3 separate regions of the Homo sapiens genome follow, and all the other regions are linked to region 1. A link is an interaction called in ENCODE POLR2A ChIA-PET data of the cell type or tissue named here. Cell type or tissue: GM12878. All regions are shown on one strand. Links, peaks and the distances in the headings refer to the core of each region. The heading gives the core; the rest is flanking DNA. Region 1 overlaps SLC4A5 (solute carrier family 4 member 5). Region 2 overlaps TET3 (tet methylcytosine dioxygenase 3). Region 3 overlaps M1AP (meiosis 1 associated protein).

Region 1 (5,000 bases), core at 1-5,000:
GTTGAAACAAATGGCAGAATTTCCTTCTTTTTTATGGCTGAATAATATTCCATTGTATATATTTGTATATGCCACATTTTCTTTATCCCTTCATCTGTCAGTGGACATGCAGGTTGTTTCTGTTTTGGCTATTGTGAATAATGCTGCAGTGAACATGGGCACGTGGGTATCTTTTCAAGATACTGATTTGGCTTCCTTTGGGTGTATACCCAGAGATGGGGTTGTTGGATCATATACTAGTTCTACTTTTATGTTTTGAGGAACTTCCATATTATTTTCCATAATGGCTGTACCAATTTACATTCCCACCAACAGTGCACAAGTGTTCCCTTTTCTCCACTTTCTTGCCCATACTAGTTATCTTTTGCTTTTTGTAGCCATTCTAACAGGTATGGGGTGACATCTCACTATGGTTTTGGTTTTAATTTGCATTTCCCTGATGATTAGTGATGGTGAGCACTTTTTCATATACCTATTGGCTATTTCTTTGTTGTATTAGTCCATTCTCACGCTGCTAACAAAGACATAACTGAGACTGGGTAATTTATAAAGAAAAAGAGGCTTGATGGACTCACAGTTCCACATGGTTGGGGAGGGCTCACAATCACGGCAGAAGGTGAAGGAGGAGCAAAGGCATGTTTTACATGGCAGCACGCAAGAGAGAATGTGCAGGGGAACTGCTCTTTATAAAACCATCAGGTCTCATGAAATTTATTTATTTATTGAGATGGAGTTTCGCTCTTATTGCCCAGGATGGAGTGCAATGGCGCAATCTCAGCTCACCGCAACCTCTGCCTCCCGGGTTCAAGCAATTCTCCTGTCTCAGCCTCCCGAGTATCTGGGATTACATGCATGCACCACCACACCCAGCTAATTTTTGTGTTTTTAGTAGAGATGGGGTTTCTCCATGTTGGTCAGGCTGGTCTTGAACTCCCAGCCTCAGGTGATCTGCCTTCCTCGGCCTCCCAAAGTGCTGGGATTACAGGCATGAGCCACTGCGCCTGGCGAGATTTATTCACTATCATGAGAACATGGGAAAAACCCACCCTCATGATTAAATTACCTGCCACCAGGTCCCTCCCATGACACATGGGGATTATAGGAGCTACAATTCAAGATGAGATTTGGGTGGTGACACAGCCAAACCATATCATATGTCTTCTTTAGAAAAACATCTATTCAGATCCTTGGCCTTTTTTTAAGGGTCTCACTGTGTTGCCCAGGCTGGACTTGAACTCCTGGTATCAAGCTATCCTCTTGCCTCAGCTTCCTGAGGCACTGGGACAACAGGCACATGCCACTGTATCTGGCTTCCTTTGCCCATTTAAAAATAGGATTTTTTTCTTTTTGCTATTGAGTTGTATGAGTTCCTTATATATTTTGGGTATGAAGCCCTTATCAGATATATGGCTTGCAAATCTTTTCTCCCATTCTGTGGGTTGCCTTTTCATTTTGTTGATTGTTTCCTTTGCCATGCAGAAGCCTTTTCATATGATATTGTTGCACTAGTTTATTTTTGCTTTTGTTACCTGTGCTTTTGGTGCCATATCCAAAAGAAATCACTGCCAAGACCAATGTTAAACAACTTTTCTCCTGTTTTCCTTTAGCACTTTTATGTTTTGAGGTCTTACATTTAAGCCTTTAATCCATTTCAAGTTAATTTTTTGTCAGTGGCATAAGATGGGGTCCAATTTTATTCTTCTGCACGTGGATATCCAGTCTTCTCAACACCATTTATTGGAGAGACTAATCTTTTCACCTTGTGTATTCTTACCACTCTTGTCAGATACTAGTTGACCATGTATGTGTGCATGTTTCTGTGCTTTCTATTATATTCCCTTGGTCCACGTGCCTGTCTTAATGCCAGTACCATACTGTTTAGATTACTATAGCTTTGTAATATAGCTTGAAATCTGGAATTACATCTTCTCAATTAATCCTCACACCAACAGTAAAAGGGAGATATTATTATCCCCATCTTCAGATTGTGAAACTAAGATTCAAAGAGATGTAGCATAATGCAGATGTTAATCAGTGAATGTGGGAAATAAAAACAGATCTATTGACTCCAAAGACTGTGCTTGCCCTTTCACTACATTGCTTTCCTTTATAAGATGTCATTGGTCAGTCACCATATTGGACCCTGGCTGATAATGATGTCCTTTCAAGTAGCCAAATTGCCTCATGTTGAAAGGAATAGATAGGTAGGAAATAATAGGCCATAGCAGTTGGTTTATTTATTTTCTCTCTCTCCCTCCTTACCACACCTTCCCCCAATGTGAATATATTAATAATTTAGGAAGTCAATACTTAGTAGCCAATCAATTTTGACTGAAGCAGAACTCATATGATGAATAGAATCATCAAGCTGTGGTGAAAGTCAGTAGGAGCCAGGGTTTCTACCCTGGGGGGAAAAAATGTGTTTTCTGGCTGTGAAAACCTCTTGAGAGGCCATTAGGAGAAAGAGGATTAGAAGCAGCTTTAGAAATGTGGTTGCACTTCCACTTTTCTAGGCTGCTAATAAGAACTGGAGCCAGTTTAAGAGAAACAAGGTCAGTCAAGCCCAACTGGGGTGTGTAGACCCTGGAGTCTCAGTATTCTCATCTGGAGAGTGAAAGATTGTTGCAGGGTGGCCAATTGTTTCAGTCTGCCCAGGACTGAGACTTGTCCCAGGATGAGGGAGGAAGGACTTTCAGTGCTAAAACCAGATCGGTCCTAGGCAAACTGCATGGTTGTTCATGCCAGATTGCTACGAGTTGTTAAATGAGAGATAAATAGATATTAGATACCTCACATGGTGCATGGTGCATGGTAGGCACTTAACATATAGTTGGTTCACTTTATACACATTAACCCAATTTAAGAGCACCACGCCCAAATCTTTTTCCTCTAAAGTGGGCATTTGTTTGATTTGGCTGCCCTCGTTGGTACTGAGAAGCTTATGAGATCCTTCTGATGGAAGGAGTGTGAAAAATATTCAAGCCTTCATCTATTTGCCAGGTATTGAGCAGCGCTGGGATCACCAAAAGATCAAAATTACCCTAAGATGAGAAGTAAAGGAGAGAAAGGCTTTCTATTAAGACACTGGAACCTCACAAGGTTCCAAAGCCTTAGGACCAAAGACATGTTTCATGTTGTCTTTCTTTTCTGATAAGAAAGGAGCCAAGGGTTAGGATAGAAAATAAGTTTATCTCTAAAACATCTCCTGCACTAAGGAGTCCCTGAGGCAGGCCACGTTTCAAACATGGGAGCAAAGACAACTGGCTTTCTTTTTTTTTTTTTTTTTTTTGAGACAGAGTCTTGCTCCGTCACCCAAGCTGGAGGGCAGTGGCACGATCTCGGCTCACTACAACCTCCGCTCCAGGTTCAAGCAATTCTCCTGCCTCAGCCTCCTGAGTAGCTGGGATTACAGGCATGTGCCACCACACCTAGCTAATTTTTTTTTTTTTTTTTTTTTTTGTATTTTTAGTAGAGACGGGTTTCACCATGTTGGCCAGGCTGGTTTCAAACTCCTGACCTCAAGTGACTCAAGTGATCCACCTGCCTCGGCCTCCCAAAGTGCTAGGATTACAGACGTGAGCCACAGTGCCTGGCCGACAATTGGCTTTCTTTTAGGGTTTGAAACTTTAAAATTGGGGTGGCTTCCTCACCTTTGTCTACTTAATTTGGATCTTGAAGGAAGTGGTGAAGAGGGGAGAAGTGAGAAAAGAGAAAAGGAGGAAGAAAAAGGAGAAAGGATAAAGATCATTCTAGACCTTTTATGCTCCCCCCAACCCTGGGGCTGGGGAAGGAAGACAAATTAAAATTACCTCAAGGAAGTCTGTTTCTACACCACTCTCTTCTTGCCCTTTAACACCTTAAAACCAAGATCGCCCCGAATTTTCAACATATACTGCATTCCCTCCCTAGCCAAGAGGGCTGTTCTCCTAAAAAACAAAAACAAAACTCAAGCAAAAAACCCTACCAGGAGAGAATCTTGAGTTAGTGACCTTAAGACCTTAAGGGGAAATGGGTTGAGAGCCTGAATTTGCAAGTGAACCAATGAAAATCCTAATATAAAGTTTTTATAACCTTATTCGATGTGGTTAACTAAAATAGACTCCAGCCTCCTCGCCACATTCTAGAATAGGCCCACACCTTTGCTTAAATGTCTGTGAATTTCCAAAGGCTTCTAGTCTCAGCGTTGCCCTGGCTCCAAGTCCCTGCTTGGTGGACTCAGTCTCACAGTGCTTCACCTTTGGCATCTGTTCTCTGCTTTCACCTCCAGGAAAGCCCAGGTATGGAGTTCTGCCCTGCTGTGGTTTCCTCAAAATTGGTCGTTTAAGGCACATAGGTGAGCAGCAGGCTTTGTTGAAGGTTCAGAACCATGGAGGGGGTTTACTTTGTAGAGATACTCAATTTTTTCTTTTTCTTTTTTGTTTTGTTTTGTGTTTTTTGTTTTTGAGAAGGAGTCTCCCTCTATTGCCCAGGCTGGAGTGCAGTGGTATGATCTCTGCTCACTGCAACCTCTGCCTCCCAGATTCAAGCAATTCTCTTGCCTCTGCCTCCCGAGTAGCTGGGACTACAGGCACCCGCCACCACACCTGGCTAATTTTTGTATTTTTATCAGAGGCGGGGTTTCACCATGTTGGCCAGGCTGGTCTTGAACTCCTGACCTCAAATGATCCACCCACTTCGGCCTCCCAAAGTCCTGGAATTATAGGCATGAGCCACTGCACCTGGCCGAGATACTCAATTTTTAAAATGAGATATTAGATATCCCTGTTCTTAAAAATCCTCTGGCCACTGAAGGTTTCCCCTTGGCCACCTTCCTCTGTAGTTTCACCTTCCTACCATATTTTTGGCAACTCCCACCCCCCATCACTGCCCTCCTGAGTCTCCTCGTATCTCCTTGCTTCTCGGTTTCTGAGCCCCCTCTCCTCAGCGCCCCCTCTCCAACACACACACACTCACTCCACTCACTTTACCTGTCATATGATTTACCTCGGTCTCTCTCACCT
Region 2 (5,000 bases), core at 1-5,000, 260 kb after region 1:
ATATCAGCTTTTCCCTGACCCCAGTGGGAGACTACTTTTCCGAAGTCTAGGAATGTGGCAGATCACCCAGCACTCTCTTCTTTCTTAGAAGCCTAAACTAATGTGGCTAACAAGGCTATACAATCTGAAGTGGTCAAATCTTACATGCTTATGTAGGAAGACGGAAAGAGCATGCATAACCAAGAAGAAACACCCGAGAGTAGCACAGATTTACAAAAACAGTGTCAGGGAGACTAATGCTACATGAGTGGAGGCTTCCCCAAAATGGTCAAGACAACTAAAAGGGATTTAAAAAGTTATTTTTGGTGTGTGAATAAGAACAAGGAAGGGCTAGGATGGCTCTTGTGCCTCTGAATTCCCTGGGAAGGAAAATGCTCCTCGGACCAAAAAGAGGAGAAAGGGAAAAGTAGATGTAGATATGAGGTAAGTGAAGCCAGTATGGATAGGAAGATCTTAAGAAACTCTAAATTCCCATTTCCCAACCAAGAGATCCCACTGATACCTTTCTCAACACCTGTCAGTAATGCTGGAGGAAACCTGCCAGCAGGAGACGGGGCCAACAGGCAAGAGAAGGAGAAGCGTCCTTCCCAACTCTCAGTCTGCTGCATTTAAGAACAGCCCAGGTAAGAACCACAAGGAGTCAGGTCCACAGAAGGCCATTAACCTACCAACATCCAAACAATCTTAGTGCTTTGAGTCATGGGGTCATTGGACAGTAAATGGGGAGATACTGTGGCTGACAGGTCACAAAGGTGAGAGCTTCGGGCCAAATCTCCCACAAGTTTGTTTTACTTGCCTATATGGTGTTAATGTTTTTGTTTTGCCAACATTCAAAAATCAAATTCCACATGAAACCTGGATTTTCTTGAAGATCCACACTTCTATGGGCAACTATGTCTGTAACTGAGCAGTGGCTACTCCTTACATAGGATATAACTACTCCAACTCACCCCCAGCTTCCCCACTCCACACTGCCTTCTTGAAACCAAGGCTGGGGTCAGGAATTACTTATTAATTGCTTGAATTAATTATCACTTCACTCACTTGTGTTACCTGCCAACCCCCTGTAGGCCTTTGACTTTGCAACTTCGGCTGTGGATGTTCAAGTTTCACAAGGTCTGCCATGACCCTTTTGAGGCCAGCTACAGAGAACTACAGGCTGAAAGGGCCGGTTCACCACTGGTTAAATGACCATGCTCAAAGGGTACAAGAGGTGTATCAACTGGGAGAAGGGTCTTTAGTGGTCTGCCACAGGGCTCTGTTCTTGGAACTATCCTGTTCAACATATTTATCAATAATGATAGAGAAGGCTCACTTAATAAATAAGTAGATGTTGAAAATAGAAGGGATAAAGCTATGTTGAGTGACAGAACCAGGTGCCAAAAGGTCAACAGGCTAGAAAGAAAAAAAATCTAAAAGGGTAAACAGGGTCTCATACTTAGGCCCCAAGCCACATCTGTGCAAATAAATTAAAGATGGAAGAAGCACATAATAGCAGCAGCGGTACCCATAAAAATGTCTTAGGAATCAGAAGAGGTAAAATCCTGAGAGCTAACTGATGGCACACCCAGTATGATGTGATGTGGCAGCTTCAAAGGGTCTTATAACCCAGTTTTTTTCAAAAATTTTCACTACAATCCACAGTAAGAAATACATTTTATGCTGTGATCCATTAGCTACTTATATACAAGTTTTGTAAAACAGTACTTCGCCTTAACAGATACATTAATGTATCTTTCTTCTTTATTTTTAAATGCAGGTTGCAACCTTCTAAGTTGATTTCGGGGTCTACTAATGGGTTCTGACCCAGTCTGACACACACAGCTATGACCTGACCTGAACAGGACTACAGCACAAGCAGTGACAGCCCTGCTTGTGACCCAGACAGTCCCCCACTGAATGGAGGCTTCCCTGTGGGGCCGCACCCTCTGGGCAGAGAGGAAGGCGAGCATGAGGGTTCAAAACCACAAGAGGAACAGCTCCCTTTTGGTTCTGAACAAGATAAAACTCCAGAAAGTCTTTAAACATCTGAAGGCCTACTGTTTGGGAAAAGAATTAGACTTGTTTTGAGTGGCCTTAAGGGATGGAATTAGAAAATGGGTAAAGAGAGAGAAAAGCTTAGGTTCCATCTAGGGAAGAATTTGCTTAATACTTAGAGATACTAGAAAATGCACTGAAACCAGTCCCCCTAACAACCAGAGGAAACAAGTTCTTATCAATGGAGATGCGGAAAAGAAAAGCAAGCAGCTATTTGGCAATTATCGGCAGGGAGGCAGGACAATGCCAGAGGAGGATGGGGACCAGTTTAGCCCTTTTGAAGCCTCAGCTCAGACCCATCCCAGCTCAGAAACCCTCCGCTTTTCCCCTCAATTCTCATGCCCTTCTGGGCTCCAGCAAACATCACTGTGAGATGCTCCTTTTTTTGAGACAGGGTCTTGCTGCTCTGTTGCCCATGATGGAGTGCAGTTGCGCGATCGTGGCTTAATGCAGCCTCAACTGATTCTCCCACCTCAGCCTCCCAAGTAGCTGGGACCACAGGTATGCACCACCATGCCCAGCTGATTTTATTTTTAGTAGAGACAAAGTCTTGCTATGTTGTCCAGGCTGGTGTCAAACCACTGAGCTCAAGCAATTTTCCTGCCCCGGCCTCCCAAAGTGCTGGGATTACAGGTGTGAGCCCCCATGCCTGGTCTAAATGTCTGCTTTCTGTCTGGACTTCTCAACTACCCTCCAGCTAGCTCCAACCCCTAGACCATGCCGTAAGCCCACTGAGAGTCAGCTTGTCTAAAACAGAACTGAACTCTCCCTCCTGAGAGCAACTTTCCCAACTTTCCTATTTTTGCATTCACCAACATTCCCAACCCAAATGTTACCCATATTCTTCCAATGTGTGCAGTCATTGGATCCAAACAATTCTAAATGTGAACTGTCTCTCAATTTTATCTCCTCCCTTTCCATCCCTGCCTTCCCAATCTGGGTCCTTCTGTGTGTATGTTTTAATTGTCTCACCTGACAGTCGGTCCTTTAAGCAACTCTATGTATCCCCAAGCCCCCTCCCTGACCACACATATGTGTGCATGCACACACACCACACACACACTCTTCTCCACTCTACAATCTCTTGAACATACCCTCTCTTAAGACTCCCAGCCACCAACTTCATAACTCTTCCTCATTGTCCACCCTGGCTTCAATCTTCAGTTTAAGAATGCCATTCATATGCATCGAGTGCTTAATACGTGTGACATACTGTGTGTTCCAAAGATAGCCACAACATTCCCTCCATTCCACATGCTCTTCTTACTGTGTGACTTGGACATTTCCCCCATGGAGAGGTGGGGGTCTATGTTCCCTCCTCTTCAATCTGGGTGGGCTCGTGATAATAGAAGTGATGCTACATGACTTTCAAAGCTAGATCATAAAAGGCAATTCAGCTTCTGCCTGGTTCTCTTGGGATTCTCACTCTTGGAGCCCAGTCACCATGCTGTGAGGAAGCCCAGGCCATGTGGAGAGGCCACATGGAGGAGTCAGCTGACATTCCCAGCTGAGGTCCCAGCCAACAGCTGCCATCATCTGCCAAATGTGTGAGTGAAGGAGCCCTTCGAGGATTCCAGCCCAGTCATTAAGTTACCTCCAGCTTTTATGCCTTCCTAGCTGAGACCCTAAATATTAAGGAACATATAGAAGCTACCCATGCTGTTGTCACTTCTGACTTCCCAATCCACAGAATCCCTGGGCATAACAAAATGATTACTGTTTTATACTACTGTGTTTTGGGGTGATTTGTTGCCTGACAATAGACCAGACTATGTATTTCAGGACCCCAAAAAGTTTTAAGATGAAAAGGAAGAAAAAGGCCTATATATAAGTCAATGCCCTAAATCATATCAGTGCTGTGAAAGCAGTATCTACAGGGGCCTGTGGTGGCTCAGTATATACAGCTATCTGGGCAGGTGGGCAGGTGGGTGTCCAGGAAGGTTTTATCTCAAAGAAATCTCAGAGAGGCTGGAGAAAGTAGCAGGTATTTTGGAAGAAGGGGAAGAATTCTGCAGGAGTTCCAGATGGAAGGAATAGCATGTGAAAAGGCACAGAATCATAAGCCCTGGCAGGCTTGGAGATGCATAAGCTGTTGAGTGTATCTTGATCGCAAAGGCAGGGGAGGCAGGTGTGTGGACCACAGCCTGAATGCTACAGAGAGCAGATTTACATCTCAGGAGGGGCATTCAGGCATCTTGCAGAAGACAGACTGCAGGGTTCGAGGCTGGTGACCCAAAGACCAGTTAGGAGACTATGCAACTGTCCAGATTAGTAACAATAAGGACCTGAACTAAGGCACTAGCAGACAGATGGGGATGAAACGTGGTTATGGAGGTTAAGTGATTAAATTTAGCAGTGAGACAAGGAACAGAATCAATCCCTCCCTGAGAAAGTCCTCCTTGACCAGTCCTTTCCACCACAGGCTGCCCCAGAGCCTACAGTTACCGTGCACAGCCACGTTCTGTTAGGGATCTTTTCGTAAGAGTGTATGGTCAACTACACCATTTGCTCCTAGGGAACCAGGCATCTGCCACACCTTCAAAACCTACCGGAGTCTCTAGAATGCATTCAAAAAGCTCTGTCACTGCTTCCTCCCTAGGGACCTGGCTGGTGCAAGCCTCATCACCCCTATACTTTGAGATGACCCATGGAAGCTCTAGGCAGAGTTGGTGATCTCTCTGCTATTATGGCACCCATTACAATGCACACATGGTAGAGGTCTGCAAAGGCTACAGGGGCCTCCAGAGAAGCCCAAGGTGCTAGTGCTGCACATCTTACTGCCAACTTCCAGGTGCAAACCCCTTTTCCCTGCCCTCGCTGGGTCCTCACACCCAACCCCATCAGGTTTCTTCCCTGCTTCACAATATCACTGAAAGGGGGTATGCCCATCCCAGGCTAGGTCTTCCCCAAGTTGGAGGTGTGTTCCCATCACCTAGGGGCAGCAGGAATTTGTTACTAGGAGA
Region 3 (10,555 bases), core at 2,949-7,948, 270 kb before region 1:
ACAGTGTTTAAATGCCTCTTCCTTCTTGTTTTTCACATGACATTTTCTCCAAGCAGCAAAAATCCTGAATGGCAGTATGTTATAGAGTACAAACTTTTCACAAACTTCAGCTCATTAATTCAACACAAATATTTTTAAGTGTGACGAGACTTATTTAGGGTTTTAACCTCCTAAGCCTATTTTTACAAGTTTGCCATGCTTCTTTAACTCCATCTTTGGTTTTTTATTCTTTCATATACCTTTTTCATATGTTCTTTTAAAATCTGATTTCAAGTCAGCTCCATATTTAACTCTCTTGCCTTCTGTTTTTCACTGTAATGTTCCCCTCCAGCCAACTTCTCATTCTAACTTCTGCCTTTCTGTTAATAGCAGCACCGCCATTGTCTAGTCACCCAGGCTTGAAACCTCAGTCACTTTCAGCCATCTCACCCTTTACACCTACTCCATCACTAAGTCATATCAATTTTCCACTCATAACATGAGTTGTAACTCTCCTTTACTTCCTGTTCCCACTGCTTGTCTCACCAAGACTTCTTCAGTAAACTCCTAACTGGCTTCCCTGCCTCCAATCTCTCTCTCTTCTGGTTTTCCCTGCACATTGGCACTAGCTTAATCTCCTTGAAGCATTCCCCTATCACATGTTTTTCTATGTATCAATACTCAATCACGTATTACACCTTGCCTATTCTATCCCTATAGCATCTGTTATCACTATCCTAATTCAAGCCCTTTTAACCTTTCCTTTAATACTGCAATAATCTCTCAACTTGTCTCAATGCTTTTTTAGTGCTTCCCATTCCTAGTCCATTTCACATAATGCCAACAGATTAATCTTTTGATTAATCTGATTCAGCACTGATTCTGCCACTACTCAGCTGAAAAATACTTTGTGGCTTACTATTGTTTATCCATAAAGTCCATATTCCTTAGCCTAATATTCAAGGTCCCACCTTATCTCCCATTATTCCCCTTCATGTACCATACACTCCAACCAAATTAATACAGAAACCTTAAATTTTTCCACCTTTGAGCCTTTGCTCATGTTGACCTTTCTCTCATCTCTGTGTGTTCAAATCCTACCCTATCCTGAAAGACCAAACTCAAATGGTACTTCTTGAATGGGAGCTCTCTAGTTTCTTCCACTTGTCATTAGACATTTGTATGCTGTTTCTTTTTGGAGAAAAACATATTTCAAATAGGTTTTTAAATATAGGATCCTATGTTTGAGATTAAAGTCTCAGATATAATTTGACTACCCAAACTCCAGATTGACATAGTGCCTTTTCTATCGCTTCCCCACTTTACTAACCAATTCCTAGGCTTTGGTCAAATTTAGGCCCAGAATAGAAATTCCCCCCTTTCTTACTTCTCTTTTTGGAGGAGTCAAGGCAAGGCAGTTTTCTAATATGTTGTAGTAAAATATAATTTGTGTTGTCCAGGAAAATCCTGGACTGTGGAATCAGACGGCCTTAGGTTCCTGACGCTTTTTTTATTTCCCGACTGTGTGAACTTAGGCAACTTGCTTACCCTCACTAAGTATTGGTGTATTCATCTATTTGTAACCCTAACAAATTTAATGGCCCCTACGTGGCTTAGTCTCTGCACAAATGGCATATATGGAAGCACTATCAGAGGCCCAAAAGTAAATTTTAAAGTGATTTGTGTATTCAAAGGACACCAAAAAGGATCTAGTTCATAACCCATAATGACATTTCTCAAATTTTCTTCCCCCACTCCTCAATTATCTCTAACCTGAAGCTGTTCCTAGAACCTTTCACACACACACACACACACACACACGCATGCACACACACACATACACACACACACACAAATTATCTCTACCTCCTCAGTCCCTGTTCTCTCTCAATCCTCTTCCTCCCTCTCTCAGCCATATATTATAAATTGACTTAGCCTCTCTGACATAATGTAGTCCTCCTCTCTCTCAGGTCCTGTCTCTTTCTACCTATTTAAAATACTAAGAAATAAAGCTGATAAGGCTTCTCCTTTAATCAATAGAAGTAGAGTGAGGGAGGGCTGGGCACAGTGACTCACACCTGTAATCCCAGCACTTTGGGAGGCAGAGGTGGGCAGATCAACTGAGGTTAGGAGTTCAAGACCAGCCTGGCCAACATGGCGAAACCTCATCTCTACTAAAAATACAAAAATTAGCTGGGGGTGGTGGCACATGCCTGTAGTCCCAGCTACTCGGGAGGCGCGAGAATCACTTGACCCCAAGAGGCAGAGGTTGCAGTGAGCCGAGATCGCGCCACTGCACTCCAGCCTGGGTGATAGAGTGAGACTCCATCTCAAAAAAAAAAAAAAAAAAAAAGTAGAGTGAGGGAGAAGGTGCATGACACACACATTAGTAACTCTTGTCCCATCACATATAAAATATAGACAATAAAATATACCTCATGTGGTTTTTAAGATGATTAAATATTGCGTGTGTAAAGCACCCAGCACATGTCTAACACATGATTTCCACATAGTGGTTGGTTAGCAGTTCTACAATTTCCATTTGTTTCATTTTTGTAGATTCTAATTCTCTGAAGAAATTCTCCATATTTTCATCTAATTTCTTAAATATACTAATCATGGTTATTTTAAGGTTCTTGTCACCTAACCCCAATACCTGGATCACTTATGGATTTGTTTCTATTGTCTCTTTTTTCTCTTGGTTTTCAGACATGTGGCACATGTCTTTTGTCACACCTGGCAATAACATATATAAATAAATTGTAGAGACTCCAGCTGGTGTTAGCTTTCTCTAGAGAGGGCTCACCCTTCCCACACTAGGCAGACAGAGTGGTGGCTGAGCATCCTGTTTCACTAGAAACTGTGCTGAGTCAAGGCTGGGCTGCAGTCCTGCTAATGCTCAGTCTATCCAGGGTTTGTTCCTGGCCCTCCAGAGTTTTCCACTGAAAGCCTGGTGTATTATGTATATCCCCTCCCTTTGGAAGGTCCCACCTCTAATCACTGGCTCCCAAGTCTGCTAAAACATTCTACTTTTTGGAAGCTTTCTCCTTAAGTGTTTTTGCCTTTTGCCCCATGGAGCCCTAATATTTGGCAAATGTGTTTGGGGGAAAATTGACTTGATTCCCATCCCTTCCCACCACCAAGTCTCCACCAAAAAATCTGCTAGTTTCTCTGTTCTCCTGAACTTGCCTCCACAGGTGGAAGTCTTGGATTCTCAGCTTCTCCAACCACCACTACCACCATGCCCTCTGTCCCAGAATCAACATATACTCCCAGGGTATAAGCAGCTGCAATAATTCCCTCATCTCTCCGGACTCTTCCTTCTCCAGAGGCTTAGCTACCTCTAGATCTCATTGCCTCAGCAACTCCTTACTGCCTTCCAACAAATTATCCAGCTTTTCCGATTGTTCTAGGCAGGAGAACCAGTCTGCCTCTGGCCACTGTAACCCACTTAGATGCAGAAGTAGATGTTTATTAAATGCTCATTTATTCCCCCTTTGCTATCTGTTCAGACATAACAGCACATCTTCTAAGTTCCCCTTAGCCAGTTGGCCGGCTTCACCATGTTTTCATTTTCAGGCTCCTGGATTTCCTTACAAGTGTGGGTATTGCTCAGTTTATTCAACCACTGCCTCTTCACTTGCCCTTAAGTCGTAGTGATTAGTGCCAACGCACCAGTCCTCGTCGACTATAAATGTTGTGTAACTTTTCAAATTACATTTTACACATACTCTAAGCCTTAGTCAATCACAGGCTTGTTATTTCATTCCCTGATTTTTCACTTGAAAATTGTTTCTGTCTTCCTCACAGATTATTTTGCTTTATTCAGGTATTTCACTTGCTTTTCCTCAGAAAATGATCACTTCATCAGATAGGCAAGACTTTTCCCAGTCTTTTCTGAAAAATATGTGTTGTCCACCACTCCCGTAAATGTCACTCTTAGATTAATACAGACCACAAGAAAGCTATGTGTTTTGGCAGCATTCTTTGGAGCTTTTATAGATCTATATCTAAGAATTATTCACGTATTTTTAATTTAACAAAGTTAAATAAACATTCATAATTAAATGTAGTTTTCATTTTGAAAAGTTAACACTTCATGGTGCTTACCATGTACCTGACACAGTTCTAAACACTTCACAGCTACTAACTTATTTTATCCCCATAACCATTCTATGAAGTAAGAATTATTATCCCTGTTTTACAGATGAGGAATTTGAGGCCCAGAGAGTAAATGGTAGAGTAGGGATTGAAAGGCTGGCTTCAGGCCCCAAACTCTACACCACTCTACAGCTACATGAAATTTATCAGCATATTGATTGCAGGAGTGCTCTGAAATATATTCACTACTCAATAAGAAGCCACAGACAGCTTCTCCCACATTTTATATCAGGAAAGGCTATGGGGCTCCCTTCTAGCAAAAGTGGATGGTTTGTATTTCTGTGAGCTTATCTAATCCTGGCTGTATTATTGCCCTACTTTTATTTTTCTTTTACCCAGTCCCCTTAATTATTTATTTTATCTTTTTATGCTGTTCCATTTTTCTAAACTGGCATAGCTGTTTTGTGGAATGTGGTAGGAAATAAATATATAAATAAAATTAATTTTTTCCAAGTCTTTATGAGATCAATCTATCCATTGCCAGGAAAATATCATTTCTATTACCAAATCTTGCTGTATAGTCCTAGTTATGTAGCTAGTGACTCACTTTCCACATCCTCATTTCAATTACAAAGTCATGTCTGTGTGAACTAGAAAAAGAAATGAAAATACCACCTAGGTCTTTCAGTTTCCTACTTAAAATGTCAGAGTCTCTGGAGACACATTCCAGAGCTTTACAGTCCATGTCTGCCCTAATTGGCCACAGAAGTTACAGGATTCAAGCCATGATGTGTTCAGCAGGAGTCTAAGTACACAGGCAATGAGCCAGTTGGGCTATAACTGGGTGGGGAGATGGAAAGTGCTTGGTTAAATAGGCAAAGACTCAAGACCAAGAATCCAAGCTGAGAGTGGGGTGATGGCAGGTCAGGAGCCATTCGAGAACAGAATGATGGAGGTTACAGTGTAGCATCTGGGCGGGTGGGGGGGATAGACAGGTGCTAGAACAGCAGCCTAGCGTGAGTCAGTGGGCTTCCTGTGACCTAGCTTTGTCTGTTTCTCTTGCTTCATCTTTCACCTACGCCCCTCGCATCTTCCCCCCAGTCACACTAATAAATGACTGAATGTTCTCCAAATATGCTGAACTGTTTCACACCTCCACACCTTTTTTCATGCTGTTCTCTTCCTTTTGCCTCTGTCTACCTGACAAATATCTACTCATTTTTTTCCAGATCCTGCTTAAATAATTTCGGTATGAAGCCTTTCTTGCCTCCACCACAGCCTATCCCCATTCATCTTTCTTGCCTTTCCACACCCATGTACTTGTTGCCACATCTATCTAGACCTTTTGCACCATAGCTCTCTGATATGAGAAATGTCACATTACTATATTTTTCTAAATCAAATTTAGAAAGCATTGGTTCCCAAGGGCCAGGATGTTGACACACGCAATATCTTCATGGGTGCCTCTACCCCTAGGATCATACCCAGAATCCAAAGAGCTTAACACAGTACAGAAAATGTGGAAAATGACCTTCTGGTCTTCAGCACACCTCCCAGGACAATAGTGAATAGAAGTAGCAAGAGCAGACATCTCTGCCTTGTTTCTGATGTTAGAGGCAGAGAATCCACTCTTTCACCACTACATATGAGGTTAGCTGTGGATTTTTTTATAGAGGTTTTTATCAGGTTGAGGAAGTTCCATTCTACTCCTAGTTTACTGAGCATTTTTATTATGTAAGGGTGTTGGATTTTGCCAAATGTTTGTGTGTGTGTGTGTGTGTGTGTGTGTGTGTGTGTGTGTGTGACGGCATCTCACTCTGTTGCCCAGGCTGGAGGGCAGTGGTGTGATTTCGGCTCACTGCAACCTCCGCCTCCTGGGTTCAAGTGATTCTCCTGCCTCAGCTTCCTGAGTAGCTGGGACTACAGGCACGTGCCACCACTCCCGGCTAATTTTTGTATTTTTTTAGTAGAGATGGGGTTTCACCATATTAGCCAGGCTGGTCTTGAACTCCTGACCTTGTGATCCACCCACCTCGGCCTCTCAAAGTGCTAGGATTACAGGTGTGAGCCACCACGCCCGGCTGCCAAATGTTTTTTCTCCATCTATTGAGATGATTATGTAGTTTTTGTTCTTTATTCTGTTAATATAGTATATTACATCAGTTGATTTGAGGGTATTAAACCAGCCTTAGGGATAAATCCTACTTTGTTGCAGTATATAATTCATTTTATATGTTGCTAAATTTGATTTGCTAATATGTAGTTAGGGTTTTTGTATCTATATTAATAAGAGATATTGATCTATAGTTTTCTTTTCTCATGATGTCATTGTTCTGGCATGGTTCTGTGTACCCACACCTAGTGCTTGGAACATAATAGGCGCTCAATAAATTCTTTTTTTTTTTTTGAGATGGAGTCCCGCTCTGTCGCCCAGGCTGGAGTGCAGTGGTGTGATCTCGGCTCACTGCAACCTCCACCTCCCGGGTTCAAGTGATTCTCCTGCCTCAGCCTCCTGAGTAGCTGGGATTACAGGCATACACCACCATGCCTGGCTAATGTTTTTGTATTTTTATTAGAGACCGGGTTTCACCATGTTGGCCAGACTGGTCTCAAACTCCTAACCTCAGTTGATCTGCCCGCCTCAGCTTCCCAAAGTGCTGGCATTACAGGCGTGAGCCACTGTGCCTGGCCTGAATAAATTCTTAATAGACAAAAAATTCACAAGTAAATGCACGAATCAATGTAAAAATAGAAGATTTAAAATAATACTAATAATCCAAATCCTGAGCCCCATCAGAAGTTACTTAAGCCAACTGAAATGGAGTCCCCTGAAACTTCCTGGTTTCTATCCCTTCCAGGCTTAAACAGGCCATGTCCTCAGAGCAGGGGCAGGTCCAACCCACAATCCACATACACACACACCATGATTTGTATACCATTTATTTCCAACATGATGGATTTTAAGCATCAAGCTGACTTTCCTGCACATTTGGATTTGTTCTTCAGGAAGACAGCACATCTCTAGATAGAAGCAAAATGCTAAGAAAGCATGAACTTCTGAAGGCACGCATAAAGCTCTTGGCACAGTACCTGGTGCCTGATAAGCATTCCTTTAAAGTTTGTAATTATGATTATGACTAATTTTCCCATGCCCAAATCATCTGTCCCACCCCCAAAACCTTCTAGTGAGGATGCATCATGCCTCCCGAATTATCAGTCAAGTCCTACCCCACAAAGAGGTCAGCAACCGCAGGAATGGTACATACCTGTTTTTCTTGGAGCTGTTAACAGGTTTCCTACCACTTGCTGTGCCTACCAGACCTCCTCAGAGCTCCGCACTGCACAGAATGATGACACTGCTTTAAAGTGCAGAGCCTCCCCTACACCCACCCCAGCATGTGTCCCGTGGGGTCTAACTCTCATGCTACAGCAAGTGTTTTCTGTCTCACTGTGTCACTTTCTATTTGTCTTCCACAAGACACTGATAATCCTCTTTCCTCTAAAAATCTTTTCCCCCTTTTTGCCTTTCCTCTTTTATTATTTGTCTCAACTTTTCATATAAGAGTAGCCAGAACTCATGTGTTTTCTTCTATCTTATGTAGCAGGGAGGTTGTTACGGTTTGTACCAGATGTAACTGAAGATCACCCCCAGTAAGAGGACACAGTTTGAGATGATTATGATAGTTCTAACTCCATATTTCCTGGAGTTTTGTGTTTTTTGTTGAAAAGCTACCACAAAAAAAATTGCCTCATTTTCATGGCTCATTTAAAAGGGTACATCTACAAAATCTTCTCAGAAGTCTGGTTGTCTCTTCTTCTTACCCATGCCCTAACCTCTGCCATCACCATGGCACATGGCAAAGTGCCACCCTCTGTTCCATAATAACCCATCATCCACAGAGGCACTGCCCCCAGAATCCTGACTCTTCTTGTCCTGTGATTGGCTGAGATGATCTCAAGGGCCCTGCACCCACCCACCTCTCCCTCTGCTCTTTCTTTATGTTTTTTTTTTTTTTTTTTTTTATGTTTTGAGACAGAGTTTCGCTCTTATTGCCCAGGCTGTAGTGCAATGGTGCAATCTCAGCTCACTGCAACCTCCACCTCCCAGGTACAAGCAATTCTCCTATCTCAGCCTCCCAAGTAGCTCGGATTACAGGCATGCGCCACCACGTCCAGCTAATTTTTTTGTATTTAGTAGAGATGGAGTTTCACCATGTTAGTCAGGCTGGTCGAGAACTCCTGACCTCAGGTGATCCACCCGCCTCAGCCTCCCAAAGTGCTGGATTACAGGTGTGTGCCACCGCTCCCGGCCCTGCTCTCTCTTTCTCCTCCCACTTTGCAGGCTGCTTTCACTGCCTTCTCTCTATCTGTCTGTCTATCTATCAATCATCTATCTATCTTTATTTATTTAATTTTTTGTAGAGTCTTGGTATGTTGCACAGACTGGTCTTGAACTCCTGGGTTCAAGCAGTCTTCCTGGCTTGGCCTCCCAAAGTGCTGGGATTACAGATGTGAGCCACCACATCTGGCCTTACTACCTTGTACCCTCTCTGGACATTCCAGGGATACTGCCCAGTCAGCCCATTCTAATCCCAGTTGTTAGCAAACAACCAGACTTTATTACCCTCAAAAGAAGAACTGAATTTCTACAACAGACAACACCCCATACAAGTCTTGGTTTCAAGACACTGCTTTTTTCTTTTTCCTTTTGAGACAGAGAGGGTCTCACTCTGTCACCCAGGCTGGAGTGCAGTGGTACAATCATGGCTCACTGAAGCCTTGATCTGCTAGGCTCAAGGAATCCTCCCACCTCACCCTCCTGAGTAGCTACGGGTACAGTCACGCACCATGGGCTTCAAGACTCTGTTTTTAAGAATTATAATTCTTAAAAGTCCACATGTATGCTGAATGTGGTAGGCCCCTCTGGGATGAACACCTACTTCAAGTTACAGGGAATTTCTTAACTTTTCTCTCCATTGTTGACCCTTTTATATACTCTCTCTGGCATATCTCAAACCAGGGAGGAAGAGTAGTACATTGTGATATTGATGATTCATGCAGGAAGTCCCTCCCTACCAGGGCCGAAGTTAAATGGCTCTGCCCTCCTCAGCACCCCTGGAAGTCAGGGAAACTTCAATTGGGACTGATCCTCAAACCATGCCATAGACTAAAGATGAACCAGTATTTCTGTATGTCCTTGTTTCAGAAAAGGGAATGGCTGCTGTTAGCCAAGGGGGAACCACCGGGCCCAGGACACAGCCAGAGAATTCCTGCCAGCACCTTCTATGTGATCATGCCGTCACACTCCCTCACACTGCTGGTAAAGGCGGTGGCCACGCGGGAACTGATGCTGCCCAGCACCTTCCCCCTGCTACCTGAGGACCCACATGATGATAGCCTTAAGAATGTGGAGGCAAGTGGAGCCCAGATCTCATGGGACAGATCTAGAAGCGAATGGAGTTTGAGAAAGGGATGAGGGAGAGGAGTGAGCCCATGAGGGAATGGATGCGGAGCTGAAGGAGTGTGGTAAGAGAGTAAGAAGAGAAAGCAAGGATAGGCAATTATGCCAGAAGAAGGAAGTAAACACTTAGATTATGGCAGCAGGGTAAGGAGTGAAATAGAATGGAGGGAAATGAGGTTTGAGAACAAAAAACTGGGAGAGAAAAGGGATATTGGCATCAGTGATGACTGGGAATTAGAGCCATCCTGGAGGACACACGACATGCACACGGACCTGAAATCTGAGGAATGGGTGGCTGTGAAGGAGAAAAGGGAGCATCACAGAGTGGAAACCTGATGTCAGGCCAGGGCACAGGGAGGCAGGGGAGGAAGCCACAACACCAGCAGGTCCAGCTCCTGGGGATGCACTGGACGCTTGTTTGGTTTGGTTTTGTCTTTGCGCAGACTGGTTCTCCTGCCCCCACCTCCTCCCCAGAGAGGAGATTGTGAAGTTAGACAAGGGAGAGCAGAACTTTGGGAGGGAAAGGAAAGAAGACACAGTGGAAAGCAGAAGAAAAAAGAAGGGAGAAGGGAATAAAAGGAGACCCAAAAAATCAGCCTTTGTATGGGTTTTCGTGTCTTTGTGTGTTTTTGTGCCCGAGTGTGTCTGTGGTTGGGTCTCTAAATTGGTGGCAGTGGGTGTAGATGCGCCTGTGCACATCTGTGTGCTGGTGTGTTCTTAGGGGTCTGTCTGCATTGCACGTGTGCATATGTGTATACCTGTGTTTGCGCTCATTTATGTTTGTTGAGAAAAGGCAGCCAATGTAGGTGCCCAAAATAGGAAGGGCTTCAAGATGAGATGTGATAGATGCAGATGCAGAGGAGCAAACAACTCTGAAAGCCATTTTTACCTCCTTCTTTTTCTTCTTCTCCTCCTCCTCCTCCTCCTCCTCCTCCTTCTCCTCCTCCTCCTTCTCCTCCTCCTCCTCCTTCTCCTCCTCCTCCTTCTCCTCCTCCTCCTTCTCCTCCTCCTCCT

The links. ChIA-PET counts read pairs that join two places held together with the same protein. Peaks named below come from ENCODE experiments on the same cell type or tissue, not always from the same donor. Only the 100,000 strongest peaks of a DNase experiment are listed, where the experiment ranks them.
Region 2: POLR2A ChIA-PET joins it to region 1 with 10 read pairs; 1 of 35 experiments calls an interaction of 5 or more read pairs at or near these places.
Region 3: POLR2A ChIA-PET joins it to region 1 with 7 read pairs; 1 of 35 experiments calls an interaction of 5 or more read pairs at or near these places.

Annotation. Positions count from the first base shown.
Region 1 is chr2:74,295,076-74,300,075 of GRCh38, reverse strand. All of the region lies in intron 7 of SLC4A5 (solute carrier family 4 member 5), which reads left to right. Among named protein-coding and RNA genes, the nearest start is that of SLC4A5, 46 kb to the left of the region's middle. In GM12878, for the core only: no CTCF peak of the experiment used is centred there; a DNase peak (open chromatin) is centred at 2,515; H3K27ac peaks cover 222 bases.
Region 2 is chr2:74,038,322-74,043,321 of GRCh38, reverse strand. The region is part of intron 3 of TET3 (tet methylcytosine dioxygenase 3); the gene reads right to left. Among named protein-coding and RNA genes, the nearest start is that of TET3, 56 kb to the right of the region's middle. In GM12878, for the core only: no CTCF peak of the experiment used is centred there; no DNase peak of the experiment used is centred there; H3K27ac peaks cover 822 bases.
Region 3 is chr2:74,561,155-74,571,709 of GRCh38, reverse strand. M1AP (meiosis 1 associated protein) reads left to right here. Exons shown (of 11, transcript NM_001321739.2): 8 at 9,287-9,493. Among named protein-coding and RNA genes, the nearest start is that of DOK1, 12 kb to the right of the region's middle. RefSeq lists an enhancer at 464-563. In GM12878, for the core only: no CTCF peak of the experiment used is centred there; a DNase peak (open chromatin) is centred at 4,856; H3K27ac peaks cover 1,761 bases.